2 separate regions of the Homo sapiens genome follow, and region 2 is linked to region 1. A link is a loop called in an ENCODE intact Hi-C map of the cell type or tissue named here. Cell type or tissue: heart left ventricle. All regions are shown on one strand.

Region 1 (2,500 bases):
ATGAATTTAGGCCATGATGGGAAGTGGAGGGGGTTGGACAAGCCTCATTATACCTCATCTCTTTTGGAATTACTAACAGAACAAACTTTTTTAGTCTGATAAGAAACAAGTACAATCATTTTCTCTGAAACTTGCTACCAGGTGGCTTCATCTGCAGGGTAAAACTTTGTTCTCTACAACCCCTTATTATCCTAAACTAGACATTCCTTTCTATTGATTCCAGGTGGTTAGATAGTAACTTAACCCTTTCAACCAACTGCCAATCAGACAAATTTTAAATCTACACACAACCTGGAAACCCACACTTCCAGTATCCCTCCTTTCCATACCAAACCAATGTACATCTATATATATTTGATTGATGTCTCATGTCTCCTGAAAATGTGTAAAATTAAGCTGTACCCTCACCACCTCGACCACACGGTCTCTGAATCTCCTGAGGGCTGTATCTCAGGCACTAGATACTCATATTTGGCTCAGAATAAATCTCCAAATATTTTACAGAGTTTGACTCTTTTCAATAACATTGGTAGTTACTGATTCTATGAGAGGAATACAAGGAAGGTCGTGATACTTTTGTGTTATTTTTATACATGTTAGAAATTTATGTAATAAGGGGATAAAATGTATATCAGGAAGTGAATGTAAAGTTAAAATGCATACCACACATGAGAGGTGGAAGGCAGTGGATTATAACAAATAACCTGTTAAAGACTGAGTATATTAATTCGATGATTATTTTGTTGTGCACCTACTAAGTGCCAGGTGCTGTGTGAGGTTCTGATGATAGACAGTGAACGAGACAGACTCAGTTCCTGCTCTCGAGTAGCCTACATACCTATAAGAATGGAGACAAGTAAACAGGTGATTAAAATCAGGAGCTTCCAGGAGAACACCCAAGCAGTCCCCAGCGTTACCAGGTCATCCTTCCAGTGTTTGAGCAGGAAATGCTGGGAGGTGTCTGTGGGACTCCGTTGAGTGCTGCCCTCTAGAGGTGTCACTGAGAAAAACACTTCCAAGTCCAGAACAGAGTCCCTCAGGGGCTGCCTGAGGGTTTTCCTCGGGGTAACTCATGGACAGACTCAGGAGATCTTGTCCCTCGGGTGGCAGCCGAAAAGGAGGGTTTCAGGTGAGGTGGCATCCTGTGAAAGGAAGTTCTAGCGCGCCCCTTCAGCCTCACAGCGCCGTGTGGGCCTGAACCTTGGGAAGGCACTTTCTTCATTGCTTCACGAGGGCCTGGGACTTTAGCCTCACCCTTTCTCAATCCTATGAAGAAATAAGCACACAAGAAATCCAAACACTGCCATTCCAGGTTGTTTTCTTTGTATGAATGAATACCCTGTCACCCAGACATCAGCTCTACAGCTCAGGGATGTGTTCAGAGCCCGGGTAGGAAGAGTTCAGCAGGAGGGAGGGAGGGGCAAGGCTGGGAGGAACCCAGACTCCCTGGCCTCCAACCAGCTTGACTGAAGGCGGGGGCAGGGCTGACTGCAGACCTTGCTCAGGCTTCTGGGGTCTCAGTGCCCTAAGGCTGATGATCACAACCCAGTCCTCAGCCTCACAAGCACATCCCACTTGCCAATCCCACCCCACCTCGGTCACCCTCCTGCCAGGACCACCCACCGTTCCTTAGGTTTGTCCTGAATTGGACGCTTTATTAATTGCTGGCACACACCCCCCATGATCTCCACATCCTGGTCCTGTGCGATCATAGATCCACAACAAACTGTTCCATGGAGCAAGCTAGAAACCCCCAAATTCCTGAACTTTCACCGTAAAGAACTCCATTAAACTATAAGTAACCACTGCAAACACAACTACCATTTATTACTTGATGTTGATGCACGCGGGTCAGGCCCTGTATCATGCATTTTGAAAACATTACAATATTCTGTTTAAGAAAATATTCTATCCCCATTTTGCAGATGAGGAAACTAAGGCTTGAAGATGTTAAGTGATGATTCCCAGATCACACAGCTATTTTGAGGCAGAGTCAAGATTGGTACCAGATCATATCAACAGTGAAATACAGGAAATCTTGGTAAGTGTCTACTTTGACTTTTATTTTTATAGATTCTGCCTATTAAGTCAACTGCATTGTTATGCAATAACTGGTTTTCATAGTTGTATTAAATACCTGCATCCACTCAGAGCTTCTGATCAGATTGAGACAGCCTTATTGCTGGCTGCCATTCCAACCAAAGTGACTACACTCAGGACAAGGTGTGATTTATTTCAAAGTTTAAATCACTGATATAGATCAGCAATAGAGTATATTTTCATCAATATTAGATTGATTTAATTTTTTTAAGGATGATATGAAATAGCAGCCATACTTCAGAATCCTAATAGTGTATGTTTAATGAGCACTTACACACTTGCTACTTTTCTGAGTGCTTTGCATGACTTTGAAATTTAATCTTCATACCAACCTATAACATAGGTACCATAAGTATTCCCATTTCATAGATTAGGATACTGAGACACAGAGAGATTTAAC
Region 2 (2,500 bases), 240 kb before region 1:
CCTGCCCTATTTTATTTTTACATTAAGCCTTTACTTCCTTTAATTCATTTTGATTTTTTGTATACATGCTAGCAAAGCATCTTACACTGAGATCAGCTCCTTAGTCAAATGTGTTGTAATAGCATATAAATACTGATAACATGTGGCTGTCCTTGTAACTACCGTAAAAGATAATGCGTTAGAACCAGAAAGGTAAAGTATTATTGTGTAACGTCCAGCTACTTATTTGCCAGTATCATGAAAGTTACTATCTACATGAACTTGTGATATGCTCTTAGTCACTCCCCTATCTTCACTATCCCTTATCTTGCCCACCCCTGAAACACAGGCAAGCAGGACTATTGCCACCCTCGGCAGTTTTCATTAAGCTGGGGACTCTCGTTCTAGCTCATCTACAGTTTCACACATGGCAGGGTAAAGGTTTGTTTTTCTGGCTGTTTTTTTATTTTTTATTTTTTTTAACATTTCGCCTTTACTTCAGTTCTTTACAGTCCACCAAAGCCAACTATGTGTCCTAGTTTAAAAATCATCTGCAAGTGATTGAAGAACTTTTTTAAGGTTCAAGGCGTGAGCACCTTTTATATTGTAAGAGAAGCGACAGGGAGTTATGGAAGCTTCTCATGGGATTAAGGACCTAGTGCAGGACGAGTTCTTTTTTCAGAAGCTGGGATTGAAAGAGGAGAGGGATGGTAAAGGTATGAAGAAGTTTCTGGGGCACAGAAGAAGGCACATCATGTAACGGATTATCTTCTCTTGTTAACATCCAGTTGATGCAATAGCTGAATGCATCTTTAATTCACTCCTCTGTCAAGGTAAAGACAAAGCAAGATCCATGTAAAGAAGGTCCTTTTGGCTTTGTAACTGCTATTCCTTATGCAGAAAAAAAGCAGTAGTCCAAGAGGCAAAATGCTTAAAAGGTTTGCTTGCTAAAATGTACAGAGGCAGAAGAATTAGGTCCAGGAGAAAAACATAAACCCGGATATACTATTTCTAGTACCTTTTTAAAAGAAATTAACAGTATTCACTGACTTTTGTAAAGTTAGGACACATTCAAACCTAGAATACGAAGTCTAATTATAAACCTGTAAAGGTAAAATGGAACTCAGAATTACCATGAGAAGGGTCATCTAATGATTTTGCATATAATCCACTTTTCCTAGGAGGATAAATGAAAGTAACAGAATCTTTTCAATGTAAGATAATTAATGCAAAGGGAGACAAGCTCCTTCTAAGGAACTGAATGGTGTCAGTGGGCCTGGTAAACCACAACTCCCAGAGAACCCCAAGTTTGCTGTAACTTTTTGTCTCCTGTCTTAGAAAATGTGTAATGATGGCATTAATTCATTGATTAAGGTTTCAAAATAAAGAATGAACTACAATTTTCCCTGCCCCTCGCCTCCATTTTTTAGGCTGTGAATGAGCAAGGCACCTGATGTGAGCTGCTGGCCATGAGCAAATGTTCTTTGCCTCCACCGAGGATTGACGCTGAGGGGAGGGAATTGGGGCAAATCACAGGAAGCTTTTCCCCAATGTCACCTAGCCAGGAACATCATAACATTGACTTCAAAGGTTTGCTGGAACTCTTTGAAAGAGAGATAAAGCTGTCTTTCTTTGGTAGTTGAGTACAGCCTTACCCAAAGGCCAAAGGCCTGATCTGACCGCATGGAGGGGGACTTTCTGTGATCCTCTGAGACTCAGTCATCTTGGCATTGTTGTGGGAGGGCCCAGGCTGCCTGCCTGCCCCAGCTATTCTGTGGTATTCACTGTTCTTCCACTTCAGAACTTCAGAACTTTTAGTTGGGCCCAACAGTTTATCTTTGTTTTGTGTATGACAAAATAGAAGCACTGAGAATTTTGAGGTACTTAGCCAAGGTGGTACAGAAAATAATAGCAAAGACTAAAACTCACATTTGGGCCCTTCAAACAATCTTTGAGGACTTGCTACTGCAAGTGGAGTGAGAAGACAAAGATGAAGCAGTCTTGGAGAGTGTCGAGGCTGAAGCAGAGGGTACACCTGCAGGTCATTGCCACGGGGAAGGGGCTGGCAGTGAGGTGAGGACAAGGCACTATGGCATCAAGGGAGAGGACCATTCTCGGGTCTATATGTGTAGGTTGGGGCAGGAGGCTTGGAAGAGGTGACATGTGAGCTCGAAAGAGAAGGAATCGATGTTTAATGTTTACTGGGGCCTGGCTGAGGCACTGGGGCACTTGTGCATCTCTTGAAAGAAAGGTGTGTAGCATACAGGGTCCTTCGGTGGCACTGTCTTCTCCGCTAACCTTTGTTCATGTGATGCAAAAAGCAGAAACATTTATCCTTTTTTTTTTCTTAGACAAATGCTAGCTCAATTCCTGATACAGAGTCACAGAATCACACAGCTTTAGAGGAAGAAACCACCTTAGAGCAAGTCCCATGCCCTAATTCCACCAAAAGTAAACTCAAGGACCAAGAGATGCCCCGAGGCACAGCAGATCAGTGCTGAGTGGAAACTGGAACCAGTCC

Evidence for each region. A loop is a pair of places that touch in the nucleus more often than their neighbours do. Peaks named below come from ENCODE experiments on the same cell type or tissue, not always from the same donor. Only the 100,000 strongest peaks of a DNase experiment are listed, where the experiment ranks them.
Region 2: a loop joins it to region 1, with 3 times the contacts of the local background. A loop is called at or near these places in 34 of 110 quality-filtered maps.

What each region holds. Positions count from the first base shown.
Region 1 is chr6:52,814,167-52,816,666 of GRCh38, reverse strand. No RefSeq gene overlaps it. Among named protein-coding and RNA genes, the nearest start is that of GSTA1, 12 kb to the right of the region's middle. RefSeq lists an enhancer at 1,036-1,085. In heart left ventricle, a CTCF peak has its summit at 994 (motif pointing left); no DNase peak of the experiment used is centred here.
Region 2 is chr6:53,053,822-53,056,321 of GRCh38, reverse strand. The region is part of intron 1 of CILK1 (ciliogenesis associated kinase 1); the gene reads left to right. Among named protein-coding and RNA genes, the nearest start is that of CILK1, 6.8 kb to the left of the region's middle. In heart left ventricle, no CTCF peak of the experiment used is centred here; no DNase peak of the experiment used is centred here; H3K27ac peaks cover 204 bases.